Linked DNA regions of Homo sapiens: region 1 is linked to region 2. Evidence: chromatin contacts called from ENCODE Hi-C or POLR2A ChIA-PET data. All regions are on one chromosome and are shown on one strand. Each heading gives the region's core, a stretch centred on a gene start or an enhancer-like site at or near the end of the contact. The rest is flanking DNA. Distances are from core to core; before and after follow the strand shown. Region 1 overlaps NIPAL4-DT (NIPAL4 divergent transcript). Region 2 overlaps CYFIP2 (cytoplasmic FMR1 interacting protein 2).

Evidence for each region. A loop is a pair of places that touch in the nucleus more often than their neighbours do. ChIA-PET counts read pairs that join two places held with the same protein, here RNA polymerase II (POLR2A).
Region 1: POLR2A ChIA-PET joins it to region 2 with 15 read pairs in BJ. The contact joins two enhancer-like sites. A Hi-C loop is called at or near these places in 3 of 168 maps with a recorded cell type or tissue (PC-3, PC-9 and sigmoid colon). POLR2A ChIA-PET finds 5 or more read pairs at or near these places in 9 of 52 experiments (A549, AG04449, BJ and 6 more).

The regions. Positions count from the first base shown.
Region 1 is chr5:157,445,838-157,453,353 of GRCh38, reverse strand. The region is part of intron 1 of NIPAL4-DT (NIPAL4 divergent transcript); the gene reads left to right. Among named protein-coding and RNA genes, the nearest start is that of NIPAL4-DT, 11 kb to the left of the region's middle. Within about 2 kb of position 3,687, at least 13 of the 41 ENCODE cell types and tissues checked have a DNase peak (open chromatin) inside an H3K27ac peak, as active enhancers do.
Region 2 is chr5:157,383,894-157,391,158 of GRCh38, reverse strand. CYFIP2 (cytoplasmic FMR1 interacting protein 2) reads right to left here. Exons shown (of 31, transcript NM_001037333.3): 29 at 1,732-1,970; 30 at 491-638. All of the region lies in intron 1 of NIPAL4-DT (NIPAL4 divergent transcript), which reads left to right. Among named protein-coding and RNA genes, the nearest start is that of FNDC9, 42 kb to the right of the region's middle. RefSeq lists an enhancer at 1-1,112. Within about 2 kb of position 5,999, at least 15 of the 41 ENCODE cell types and tissues checked have a DNase peak (open chromatin) inside an H3K27ac peak, as active enhancers do.

The DNA of each region.
Region 1 (7,516 bases), core at 2,438-4,937, 65 kb before region 2:
TTTAATCCTCAAAACAAGCCTAAGAATTAGGGACTGCTATTATTCCCATTTTAGAGATAAGAAAACTGAGGCTCAGGGAGGTTGAGAAACTTGTCTTCTATTAAATAGTGGAGCCATAACAAAACCCAGCAGACTAATTCTAGAGCCAGTTTCTTCTCAGGCTGATCCAACTGCATCTATGGGATTCTCCCATCAGAACATCTGCCTGCAGGTGGAAGACTGTCAAATTACTGTAGAAGGCAGGGCTCACGTCAACGCATGTATGTGGAAGTGCAGCATTGCTTGGCCTTGATGTGGGTGTGCACAGAGCCTAATGCACTTAAAGTATGTATAAGAACTTCAGATCTTGTCGAAAACCAGCTATAGTTAAAACAATAATATTGATATGAACTATTACTTGTTGCCCAACTTCCATGTTGCAGGTTCTTTATGTGTATTGCCTCTGAGCCTTACAGCAACCCCATGTTAGGATACCTTCATGGTAACTTCATAAAGTTACCCAAATTTTACAGCCGATGGCAGTGAGACTTTGTGAGGTGAAGTGACTTGCTCAGGTTCACACAGAGAATAAGTAGCTAAGCTGGGATTCAAGCAGGTTCCCAAAGCACCTGCCACTCTGTCTTCCTTGTTTCCTGACGTTTGCTTCTCACTGGCAACCGTAAGGGCAGAAATCTCCCGGTGGAGGATTGAGGAGGACTGTAGTTAACGATCGTCCCCTGGGCCTGTGTGGACCTACAGCATTTGGTATACGGGAACAGGGAGGGTGGGAACACAGTGAGCTTTGAATGTGGCCAGAGGGAAGACTGATTCTAAAGTTAACTTGAACATGAACAACAAACTTAGGCTCTGTTTTCCCTTTCAGTTAAAAACAAACAAACAAACAAACAAACAAACAAACAACCATCTCAGACTCTGCTGTTTGACAGGCTGGTATAAAAACAGACAGGAGATATCAGTTCCGGTCCCTGTTCTGTCACTAACACACTGGGACCTGTGGCAGTTCCTTTCCATTTGGGCCTATCTTCCCAATATACCCAATGGAAATGAAGAACTAGATCAGTGGTGCTTAAAACTTTTTTTTTTTTTTTTTTTTTTTTGGTGATATGGGGGTAGACAGCAAGCCTTTTTTTCAAATAGAAAGTTACATGGAAGGGCAACATATGAACTTATTTCAAGAGCAACTGCTTTCATTGATTCAGGCCCAGAGCCTAGAACCTTGCCCCCTCGGCCTCCATGTTGTCTCTTTGCTGCCCCTCCCCTGTGACAGCCGCGGAGGCATCCCCCACCTATGCTAGGACTTGGAAGATCCCAGGTTGACAGCAGGGGCCATGTGGCTTCTTATGCATACAGCATGTGCACTGGCCATGGCATTTATGGAATGCTCCCTGTATAGAGAGGCTCATAAAGGGTTGCCTATAGGTTCAGGACTTTCTCAGTTCTCCAGACCCATTTGTCAGGGCCTTAGGCCATGGGCATGCTGTTGCCAAGTGGGTCTGAATGCTTATGCATGGGTGGTAGGGTCTGAGTTCCAAGGGGAAATTCCCACTCACTCCTGAGTGGCATGTGATGTGAGGCATGGAGAGGAAGAGAGGTTTTATTTGCAAGTTCAGATAAAATTGGCTTAGCCTCCTTCAGGGATCCTGGAGAGAAAGAGCAGGTTTGGGGTTGTGTAGGGGTCTCAATTTAGCCACACACAATAGCTGTGTGGCGTTAGGTAAGTTACTTACCCTTTCTGGGTCTCTGCTCTATGATCTGTAAAACACGAATAATGATGAGGATAATGATATAATAAAGTGACTTCTTTTGTTGTTGTTGTTGTTGTTGTTGAGATGGAGTTTTGCTGTTGTTGCCCAGGCTGGAGTGAAATGGCATGATCTTGGCTCACCACGACCTCCGCCTCCTGGGTTCAAGCGATTCTCCTGCCTCAGCCTCCCGAGAAGCTGGGAGTACAGGCTTGTGCCACCACGCCCGGCTAATTTTGTGTTTTTAGTAGAGATGGGGTTTCTCCATGTTGGTCAGGCTGGTCTCGAACTCCCAACCTCAGGTGATCCACCCGCCTTGGCCTCCCAAAGTGCTGGGATTACAGGCGTGAGCCACAGCGCCCGGCAATGCAGTGACTTCTTACTGTATGCTTACTATGTGCAGATTCTATGTAAGTGCCTCTCATGCATTATATCAGCAAAGCCACATGATAACCATATTAGGTAGATGTTGTGTTATCCATTTTGCCAAGGAGAAAACTGAAGCATAGAACAGTTAAGCAACTTGCCCAAGTTCACACAGCTATAGCTATCAAGTAACATAGCTAAGATGCAAACTCATGTTTATCAGACTCCAAAGCCTACATTTTCATCTGCAACATTATCCTACCTTCTTCAAATAAAACCTCCTTCAAAGGGCTGTTTTGAGAATCATGAAAAAAAATCTAAGTCTTAGTCACAGAGCTGGCATATAGTAAATGCTCAGCAAATGAGTTCCCTTTCCTCATCTCCATATTAACCAAAAGTCTCCTGCAGGCTTGAAGGAGTTGATGATTGTTTATAAGTTCCTTTTTTTCTAGCAGGTGAAAATAGGGAGAAAGAAGAGAATTCTCTCCGATTTCAGGAAATATGACTTTTTTCCTGCAAACAACTCTTTTTATTTTAATATTTAGACTGGGTCTTGCTATATTGCCCAGGCTGGAGTACAGTGGGGCAATCATAGCTCACTACAGCCTCTAACTCCTGGGCTCAAGTGACCCTTCTGCCTCAGCCTCCCGAGTAGCTGGGACTATAGGCGAGTGCCCCTACACCTGGCTATTTTTTATTTAAATTAATTCTTTGAAGAGACAGGGTCTTGCTATGTTGCCCAGGCTAGTGTTGAACTCCTGGGCACAAGTGATCCTCCTGTCTCAGCCTCCCAAAGTGCTGAGATTACAGGGATTAACCACTGTGCCTAGCCCAAATAAACTTCTAAAATGAGTGTTTACCAATCTGTGTTCCATGGAATACTATTCCACATCGTTCTGTGTTCAATAAAGTTTGAGAAATGCTATATCCTCAGCTCCTCTCTTGAAGAGGCCCATTGTACATTAGCATATTAAAGGCACTGATAAATCCTGCTGCAAAGAGTTCCACCTAATTTAGCTTAACCCTGCCCCCCGCCATAATACATATTAGCATGTTTTTCTAAAGAACACACATAGAAGAGAAGCTGATTCTTGTCCATTTATGCACATAAGGCAATTAAGGGCCAGAAAGCTTTGAGTTTAGAGCTTAGGTCGCACAGCTATCCAGTAGTAAATACTTTTGTAAATGAAGACTTATTCTCAAATCCATTGCTGAGATGCAGGGTAGAGTGGCAAGTAAAAGAAGGAAACTCAAGTCAAATAACGTGAGTTTATATCCTGCCTCCACCATTCTTGAGCCTTGTGACCTTGAGCAGTTTGCTTAACCATCCTGGGCCTCAATCTCCTCATCAGTTACATGAGGTAATATGATACATACCTCATGATGCTAATTTGGGGAACCAGTGAGTTAATACATGAAAAGTATTTAGAACAGCACCACACATGAAGTTAGTTATCAGTATGCCTGTTGGAATTTTGCATAAAAGGAAGTCCACCTGAGTATACATGGTACCGGAGGCCTGCTGTTTGAGAGCGCCTGCTGCCTGCCGGGGCTCACAGGGCCTTGCTGGAGGGAGGCCAGGCCTTGGCTTGCAGCTCTGGAGAGGGCTGTTTTCCAGCCAAAGCTCCCAGGAGGTGACAGCTCCTGTCCTCCCTCCCCTACCAGTTCCAGGGCCAGGCCTCTTGGGTGTGGCCAGATCAGACAATATCCACATTTCTGTTTCTTCTCCCTGTCTCCGACGCCCAGAGGAATCCTTGTTGGAACTGACAATTTGAGGCTAGATCAGTCTGGAAGAAGGAGCTGAAATAAGCAGTATAGCATCGTACAAGGAGCACCAGCTTTTGAGCCAGATAGTACTGGCACCAAACCCAGGCTATGACACTTCCCAGTTGCATAATTTTGGCCAAGTCACTTAATTCCTTTGAGTCTCAGTTTCTTCATTTGTAACACGTGCATAATAATGGTACCTACTTTCTAAGTGTGCTGTGAAGTATGAATAACAGCTAATGTTTAATAAATGCTTACTACATGCCATGCACTGTTCTAGCAGCCAGGGATAGCTAATGTCATAATAGACAAGTTACCTGCTCTCATGGAGCTCATTTCTATTAATAGAAGGGGCAGATATGACACAAGTAAAGAAATAAAAAAAAGATCAGAGTGTAATAATGGATATAGAGAAAATAAAATAGGGTAAGGGTCAGAGAATGAATAAAATGGTCTGGGAAAGCCTCACTGAGGCGGTGATATTTAAACTGAGATCTGACTGATAAGGAGTGAACTGTATGCAGCAATCTGGGGGAATAGACTTCCAGACAGAGGGGACAGCTAGGCCAAAGGCCCTGAGGTGGGAGTGAGCGTGGTTTGCTTGAGGGACAGAAAGAAGGTCCTTATGATGCAGAAGGGGAGAATAGTATAAGATAAAATTATCCAACCCTACTATACACTTAAATGAATGAAAACCTATGTCCACACAAAAACTTGTACATGAATGTTGGTTCATAGCAGCATTATTCATAAAAGCCAAAAAATGGGAACATCCCAAATATCTATTAACTGATGAATGAAGAAACAAAATGTGGCACATCCGTGCCATGGCAGCCACAGAAAGCAATGAAGTATTGAGACGCACATGGGAGACAACATGTATGAACCTTGAAAACACTATGCTAAGTGGAAGACACCAGACACAGAAGGCCACATATATGATTTCATTTCTATGAAATCTCCAGAAGAGGAAAATCAACAAAGGCAAAAAGTAAATGAATGGCCCCAGGGGATGAGGGGAGTGGAGAATGGAGAGTGACTGCTGGGGGGGACCCTTGGTTTTGGAATGATAAAAGTGTTCTGGGCCAGATGCGGTGGCTCACACCTGTAATCCCAGCACTTTGGGAGGCCGAGGCGGGCAGATCACGAGGTAGGAGTTCAAGACCAGCCTGGCCAACACAGTGAAATCCCGTCTCTACTAAAAATACAAAAAATTAGCCAGGCGTGGTGGCGGGTGCCTGTAATCCCAGCTACTCAGGAGGCCGAGGCAGGAGAATTGCTTGAACCCAGGAGGCGGATGTTGCAGTGAGCTGAGATTGCGCCACTGCACTCCAGCCTGGGTGACAGAGTGAGACTCTGTCTCAAAAAAAAAAAAAAAAAAAGTTCTGGAATTAGTGGAAATCGTTGCACAACTTTGTGAAGATACTAAAAACCACTGAATTGTACACTTTAAAAGGATAAACTTCATGGTAAGTGGATTATATCTCAATCTTAAAAAAAAATCAGAGGGTGAGGCAGGGGCCAGCTTAGAAGTTAAACTGGAGATTGGGGGTGGCACTACTGTTATGCCATATTATGGAGGGGGATCCTAATACAGAAGATAAGCAACTTGCCGGAGTCGACACAGCTACGAATTGGCTGAGCCTGGCTTCAGAGCCCATTCTTTTATGTAAAACATTTATGTGGCACAGGGACTGGTATCCATCCAAATAAACTCAATATATGCGGTTAGGGTTTCACTTTCCCGATTCCCTTCCCTTGAGGCTTCCAATCTCATGTCTAGCCTCCACTTACTGAGATGCACCCTTCCCACCTGCCTCGTTCCAAGCAGAGAGGCTAAGGAAGGACCTGGCGTTCTTCTGTCCTTCCCTCTGGGGCAAGTCTACAACAGCAACAGCCACAGCTTCCTTGGCTGCTCATTAACTCTCTGCCAACACGGTCACACTGGAAATTCTGGTTTGCGGGCCTGGCCTGGATAAGGGACCCCAGAGGAATCCAGAGCGTGGGTTAAGCTTTCTTCAGGCTTGTCAAGTGAGGCAGAGGGTTAATTTGCCCCTCTGCTACCAAGGACCTCCGCCCAGCCAGTGCCAGGCGGAACCGCCTGATGGGCAAAGGCCCCTGGGCTGGGAAGAGCTCCGCCCACCAGGGCGGGGACACAGCCGCCCACCTCAGGATTGGTTGCACACAAAGGCGCTGGGCCAATAAAAAGCCGCGCCTTTTTACACAGTTGCACTAAAGCTTAAGTGGTGATAATTATCTGCATTTTGCTCCCCAAAGAAAAATGTAGCTGTTTATTCTGTAGCCAGCCCATTAAATACGTTGGTGCTTACCTATCTCAAGGTCTGCATTTCCAGAAAGCCTGTTCTGACAGAGCGGTCTGACCTTTAGTCAAACCCCAACAAAACCAGAAGTAAGTGGTCTTTATTTTAGGGAAGGCCCTCACTGGTAATTTTTAACTTTTTAGGAGCTCCAAATCCCTTTAAGAATCTGACAAAAAGGGTCAACACTTGCCCAGAAAGAGGCACACATCACTTTTGCACTGAATTTCAGAAGGATACAGGTCAATAACCCTTGGTTTTTGGCCAAAGGGGGGAGAACATCCTATATTTTTGAATGCGCATTTTTTATTGAACCAGAACTTCACAGAGAATAGTGCAGAAATGTTAAGTGTGGAGATCAGTGGGTTTTCATATATGCATACACCCTCGTAACTACCATTCAGATAAGATATGGAACATTTCCAGCCCTCAGAATGACCAAAAGAAATTTGGCAAGACTTTTTTTTTTTTTTTTTTTTGAGACACAGTTTCCCTCTGTGGCCCAGGCTGGAGTGCAGTGGCGCAATCTTGGTTCACCGCAACCTCTGCCTCCTGGCTTCAAGTGATTCTCCTGCTTCAGCCTCCCTAGGAGCTGGGTTTATAGGCGTGTGCCACCATGCCCAGATAATTTTTGCATTTTTAGTAGAGACGCGTTTTGTCATGTTGGCCAGGCTGTTCTCAAACTCCTAGCCTCAAGTAATATGCCCACCTCAGTCTCCCAAAGTGCTGGGATTACCGGCGTGAGCCACTGCACCCAGCCAAATCATAAAATTTTAAAATTGTATGTTATAATTGGTTAAAAAATAAACTGCAGTTCAGAAGGGTGTAAAATGAAGCATAAAAGTACCCTGGCTATCCTACACACAAGAGGTAGTCACCACCATTAACAGATTCTGTGATATACATCCAGAAATTATATATGCATACCACAACACGGAGTCACATTATACAGCTTTTATTTCAGGTTGCTTTTATCCTAGCAACTGACTTAGAGACTTTTTCATATTAGTACATATGAATATACTTATTTTTAGAATACTGCATCTTTTTAGAATATGCTAATGTACAAATATTGCTAGCTTATTTAATTACGTTTCTACTGATTATCAGTAGAACAGGTTGTTTCCAGGTTTAAATATTATAAACTCTGCTGTGTGGACATTACCTCTTTATACAGTTTAGCCTGTAGGATAAACTCTGCAAGTGGAATTGCTGGGTTAAAGGATATGACTATTCAAAGCGCTTCTGGTAGGCTGAATATTCACATTCCCCACCCATGTCTTGACCCTTAAACCTGCAAATTTGTTACCTTACGTTGTAAAA
Region 2 (7,265 bases), core at 4,750-7,249:
CACCTTTGCTGCTTGGTTCTTTGCTGCGGGCCATTCTGGAGTCAGCCCAGACACAGCCTCCCTCTCCTGGGAAGCTTTCTCTGCCCTCAGCCTGGTTTAAGGGTCCTTCTCTCCCTTCCCATAGCAGCCTGGCTCACCCCACGCCAGTACCTATCCCATCCAGGTGCCCCGTACAACTCTGGTATTTGGTGAATATTTGTACAGGTGAGAAACTGGCATCAGCAGAGTCTGATTGGGACAGGGAAGATGTGCTCCCGGTCTGGAGCCCAGCCCTGCCCTTCGGGGTGAACTGATTCATGGCAGTAGGTGATGAGTGGGTGACTCACGACCTCACGACTTCCTCTAAGCAGGTCCCCAGCCTATAGTATCTTTGTACTTGCCGTGTGGGGAGCTGGCCTTCACAAGCAGCTCCTCCTTGTTTGCTTTTCTGGTAAAAGCCTGGTTGTCAGCCCAGCCCCACCTCCCAGGCCTTAGCCACCAGCCTGCTCACCACATTCTTAATGATTTCATCCTTCCCGTCCTGCCTCTGCACTTTTAGCAGGTGGTAACAGAAGTCGAACAGGTCAAAGCGACGCTGCTGGCCCAGCAGGACAATGATGGAGCAACCAGCCCAGTTCAAGCCATCGCCGAAACACTGCCTGGGAGCAGGGGGAGGAAGCAGCTGGAGTGAGAGGTCGGGGGAGGAGGGCAGGGAGGGAGGGAGCCTCATCTTGGGCCAGGAGTACAGCTACTAAGCAGGCCTGTCTTTGGGCCAAGTCTCTTAACCTATAAAATGGGTACAAAGGAAGCTGTGAGGGTGGGTTCATTAGTTGCAGGGATGGTAGTTATGTCATAAGTCCTTCCGGCCACAAATTACATTTGCATCACTAATGTAAAAAAAAAAAAAATCAGCTCTAAAGACGCTCTGAATTTGCAAGGAAAAACCCACCCAGCTGTTGAGATGTATGTGGCTGATTACTCCGTGCAGGTCAAAGGAGAATCTGTCTTGACTCTCTAAAGGAGCTAAAAGAACACCTAGCAGGTGAGGGGCCATTTCAAACCAGGAGGCCAACTGGCCAGAAGCAGGCTGAAAGGGAAGGGACAGGCCATGGTGGGCAGATGCTGCTGGGGTTGAGGCTGAGTCCTTTTGGTTCTGACAAAGCTCCAACTCTCAAGAGGCCTGGCCCCCAACTCTCAAGAGACCTAGGCAATTTGGATGGCAGTAGAGTCATCCTTTGGCTGTCTCTTTTGTCCTCAAGCAGCAGCCCCAACCCGGGCAGGTGTCCCCAGTTCCCCATCACTGTACTGGAAGCCTACAGGCTAGCGCTGCTCTGAAACAGCTTCATCAACACCACTTTCTCCAGGAAGCCTCCTCTCCCCACCACGCCTTTTTCCTAGAGCTCTTGGCTGCTGGAGGGGAGGCCTTGTCTGCCTTTCCACTCTGTCCTAGACATGTAGCTGGGTGAGGGCAGGAAGAACTAGCTCTGCTGTCTGCTCTAAGGACTCCTAAAGGCTCCTCATTTTCCAGTAGTACAGTGTAGTGGGGGTGAGGCAGGCAGTGAGGGTCTTACTATCAAACCCTTACTGGGCTCTTTCTTGCCAATGCAGTCAGCTCAACACACTCAACAAAGTAGTTGTTGGCCAACCACCCCCACCCCCTGCCCACGTTTCTGGCTGAACTCTGGCAGCCCCATGACTTGCAGGAGCACAGGCAGGTTGGGGGTAACCCTGCCTTCTCTGGGGGGTACTCACTCAGCTGTGAACTCGTTGGTTCCCACAGGGATGCAGTACACGAACTGCATGGCGCTCCACAGCCGGTGGAACTCCACACACTCATCGACGTGCATGACGCCATTGGTGGGCGGTGGGCCCCGCCAGATGGGGTCCTGCAGGTAGCTCCGAATGCGGGTCAGGATGACCTCGAACATGGACAGGCCACAGCACAGCCGCTCCTTGGTCAGGAGGTCACCCTCGCGAGCAATGGCGATTTGCTGGAAACAGAAGGGCACATACACCTTCTATCCACATCTTAGAGCCCATCTGCCACCTCCCACCACAGATTCCCGAACTCTGGAGCTGGCTGCACCTGAAATTGGTTCACCAGAACTGGTCTTGTTCAGAGCAGGGCACAAAATTGATGATCCTGAATGCAACAGCAGGGAAGTTTCATGGTAAGTCTTACTGGTGTTAAGTAAAATCCAGGCACCATCAGTAGCGGATTAATTTTTAAAATTATGATTTACCCACATAATGAATTCTGGATAGCCATTGAAAAGACTGACATGATACTACTAGTAGTACTACTGCTTCTACTATAATTACTACTAGCTTATGCTTTCTGAGTGTGGGTAATAAAGCAGGCCCTGTTCTAAGCACTTGATAGGTATTGAGTCCATTCCATCCCATGAGGTAGATGCCATTACTCTCCCCATTTTACAGACGAAGAAACTAAGGTTCAGAGAGGCAGCCAGTGAGTGTTAAAGCTCACACTTGACCCAGTAGTCTAGATCTATTGGTTAAGTTGTAAAGTAAATAGAACAAATTGCAGAAATGAATGTATACTACAATTCTACTTAAAAACATTGACAATGTACAATCACACAGATGAAAGTATGTGTGATGTGTGTGTGTAAAGCATATTTTAGAAGGACTAACATCAGTTGTGGGAACAGATGGGCTTGGAGTAGTGAGTGGGATTGTCACTCTTGACTTTAAATACTTCTGTACAGTTGAATGTGCTACAATGAGCATATGTTACTTTTAAAACTTGCCCATGATTTCAGATAATTATTTCCTCTAGAAGTGCTTCTTTGACAGTTACAAATGACCTCTATTAATAATGTAAACTGGCTTTTCATCTGGGTTCTGGCTACTGCATATCTAATAAGCAGCTGGCTAGACAGACTAGATGTCAAAACACATTACTACACATGTTATGAGTCAAAACATGTAGGGGTAGAGGTCCTGAAAGCTATCTGCAAAGTAAGGTAAATGTTAAAATCTGAGGTTAAAGTAAGGTCTCCAAATCTGTGAACAAAGCTAAAAAAGGCAGGCTTCTCACACTGAGAGATCCACAGAAGGGGACTTATGGGATCAGCTCCCCAGTGGGAGGTTTCACCAAGGAGCCATTTTACAGGGTGGCTGGGAGGCACCTGCCTGACCTACCCCGGAAGCTCACTCCCTGGAGGCCCCCAGGAAGAGAGGGTGACTTTTAAGTGAATCCATGAAGGGAAGGAAATCAGGAGACACCAATGCAGGAGTCTCTTATAAATGTGGACCATGAGTGTAGTTGTCATGACAACTACCAACTGAAAGAAATCTAGGAAAAAGATGAATTGGAGAAGTAGCTTGCCAATGTGTGTTTTAAACACGAAGGAGAGGGAACCCTGATTCCCGGTGACTCATCCTGATTTCATTGGCAGGAACAGCTTGGGAGCAGAGAGGGAACTGCTCAGATTGCCATAGTTAGCTAAAAATATCTCTTGTGTTAAAAAAAAAAAAAAAATCCTGAGCCTGTGTTTGAGTCTGTTTGTATTCTCTTTATTTGTTCTTACTCTGTTCTATTTGGCCCCAGAAAGGGCTCCCCATTTCAGAAAGAGAATGTCTGGTACAGGGGAGACGCTCAGTAAATAAAAGACCCCAATTTGTTCTCAAGCCATGAATATTTTGCAAATTAATGCAAAGTTCTGGTTTACTAATTAATCTACTGTGCATTTGGTTAATTTGAATCAGTCCTCAGGGTCAGACAGTCCTGGAAGGGGGAATAGAAAAACTGGCAACTGAGGTTATCAATCTGCAGACAGACTTTGAACTCTGGTGCCCCCCACCCACTACAGCCAATGAAAAGGGCCTTGAATGACACAGGAGCTTTCTCCCTTTCCTTTGAAAAGTGTTTGTCCTTTCCTGGTGGCCTAGTGGTTAGGAAAAAAGAAAAAAAAAGTTCTAAGAAAATAAAAATATTTCATAAACCTCATTACCCAGAGATGAGCATTCTTAAAATATGTATGATTTGTTTAGGTATGTGAATGTATACATGTATATTTAACAATTTGAGTCATATTACTATGTTGCTTTTTTCTTAATATATCAGTAACTTCAACTTATTTCTTTCAATATTGTGAAGGAATGACTACATTTAATGGTCATTGATATAATTCATTTAGTCGTATATACTTGGTTATCTTAAATTGTTTACAAACTCACAATTATGAACAATTCTAAAGACACCATCCTTTTTTTTTTTTTTTTTTTTAAATCTTCGAGACAGAGTCTCACTCTGCTGTCCAGGCCAGAGTGCAGTGGCGCAATCTCGGCTTACTGCAACCTCCACCTCCCGGGTTCGAGCCATTCTCCTGCCTCAGCCTCCTGAGTATCTGGGATCACAGGCGTGGGCCACCACGCCCGACTAATTTTTGCATTTTTAGTAGAGATGGGGTTTCACCACGTTGGCCAGGCTGGTCTTGAACTCCTGACCTCACATGATCCACCCACCTTGGCCTCCCAAAGTGCTGGGATTCCAGGTGTGAGCCACCATGCCCAGCCCACCATCCTTATACATAACATCGTGTGAGCTACCGCTGAGCATTTTGTTAGGATGAATACTTAGTAACTGAAGGGTCAATGAGTATAAATATTGTAAAAGGCATCTGCTATACAGTGGCAAACTATTCTCAAGGAAAGTTGATCCGTGTGCATCTACCTGTGTGAAGCCTGTTCCTTGTACCCTCATGAATACTCCTGTATCCCAGACTGGGCAACATAGTGACACCTCATCTCTATAAAAATAAAAAAAAAATTATCCAGGTATGGTGTTGTGCGCCTGTCATCCCAGCTTCTCGGGAGGCTGAGGCAGGAAGATTGCTTGAGCCTGGGAGGCTGAGGCTGCAGTGAGCTGTGATCACACCACTGCACTCCAGCTTGGGTGACAGGCAAAGACCCTGTCTCAATAATAATAATAAAATTATTCCATTCAGAAATAGTCTTCATCAACTTGAGATGAAAAATTTTAAAAATTTTACCTCATTCTTTGAATGTGCATTTCACTGATTACTGGTAAGGCCAGATACTTTTCCGTGTGTGTTAACATTGTATTTTTTTATGTTGTGAGTTTTCTTTCACATCTTGTCTTTTGGTATGTCTATCATTTTCTCTTTGCTTTGAAAATGTGCTTTATAGCTCGCTTCCTGCAAATACCCTCAATTTGCAGTTTGGTGTTATGTAGGGAGGGGAGTGTTTAACATAGCTTTTATCCATTTCTTTTCTATTCCCCTCGGTGGGGAGTATTTCTCTTTCTGCCCTTCTTATGTGAGTTTAACAAGGGGATAGAGAAAACATTTGTGAAGCTGTGCCGGAATCATCAATATTCCTTCTCTATAACTTTGAGAAGGAATATGTAACAATATTCCTTCTCAAAAACCTCAATGTTTTTTGAATTCTTATGCTTCTATTATTTGCTCGTGATAACAAGAAAGGCAGGTAAAGCAGCTATGATCCCATTACATAGATGGTAAAATAAAGATTGAGAAAAATGGCTTGCACTAGATAATTCAGGGGTGGAGAAGGGACAAGGATCCCTGTCTTTTAACCTCCCCCAGCCCCAAGTTTTTCTTCTTGGTGATAGTGTGGGGCAACAAACCAGGTCACTTCAATTTGTCTCAAACAAATGCAAAGAATGCAATACTGCTCAAGCTTCCCGGCTTTAAATATGTTGCAGACTTCCTCTGTCACCTCCTAGATATCTTACGAGTACCCTGTGCCCAAACCTTCTCAGAAGTTAATATTTTGTTAACTTTTCTTTGGTTCATGGAATGACTAAGTTTTGGACTATTTCTTGAGGAATGGGAGACTTATAAAACTAGCATTTCCTGTCTCACAGAATGTCTAGGCTTTTATTTGTTAAACACTAGGCATTTGACAGACTGAGATTTCTATCAGTCCCAAGGAAATGGTGTTCACCAGAACAGGGAAGGAATTCACAGTCCTCTAAGTGGAAACACATGCCAGACTTCGGAGTGAGAGGCGGGATGCCTGCAGGATGACAGCAGCAGTGGAGCAGACACATTCACATGTCACTCACTGGGTTTTCTCCCTAAAAGGAAATCACTGGAGAGGATCTCCTCTGTTTAGCCTCTGCAGGCCAAAAAAGAAAATGTGTGTGCTCTACAGTATCTGAGTTCTCTCTCTGGTGAGTCAAAGAACCCAACCACCATTAGCTGCTTTTTTTTTTTTTTTTTTTTTTTTGAGATGGAGTCTTGCTCTGTTGCCCAGGCTGGAGTGCAGTGGCATGATCTCAGCTCACTGCAGCCTCCACCTCTTGGGTTCAAGCAATTCTCCTGCCTCAGCCTCCCAAGTAGCTGGGATTACAAGTGCCCGCCACCACGCCTGGCTAATTTTTGTGTTTTTGGTAGAGTTGGGGTTTCACCATGTTGGCCAGGCTGGTCTCGACCTCCTGACCTGAGGTGATCCGCCTGCCTCGGCCTTCCAAAGTGCTGGGATTACAGGTGTGAGCCACCGCGCCCGGCCCCATGATTAGCTTTTAATCACCATTTTCAGAAGGAGGTTGGTGGCATGCGGGGGCCGGGCTGGGGTGGCTTCCTCAGCATGACGTCTGTGCAGATGAGGCTTTGCATCGTGCTCCAAAAATACTTACCATGTTTTGCCAGAAGAGAGGCCACCTTCTGTCCTCCGCTGAGGATTTGAGTCCTTTTGCCCTTGGTGAGAACACCAAAGAGGACCGCCGGAATGCGAGTTCAAAAGCAGATTTCAATCCTAAATCTCTTAAACAGTCAGCATTGGCTTGTCTCACTAGAATACCCTGTTTCTCTTCTAGAATTCTTCCCCTGCCTGCCCCCAAAATGTGAAGCTTGCTGAAATCAACTTGAAAGGAGATAGCACATGCCTTTTGTTTCTCCGCTCTCCCCCTATTTCTCTTCCTTCCTGCTCCCTGCATAATCTGAATTCTCTGAAGGCAGGGGTCCTGTCTTACTCATCTTGATGTTCATCGTGACTCGTACTGGTTTTTAACAATTACAGAATAACATATAAGCTCATTCACCCTTGTTAGAACACTACAGAAAAGGCTGAAGTCTTCTTTCTCTCCCACTCTATTCTATCTCATCTCTCTTCAGAGGTTGCCACCATGATAAACTAGGTAGACATCATTCCAGACATTTTCAGAAGAGTTTTATATGGTTTTGTTGTGTGCATTTAAAAAAAGCCATCATCCTGCATGAACTGTAGTGCAGCTTGCTTCATCCAATTGACTGTGCCTATGATCTATCCACACT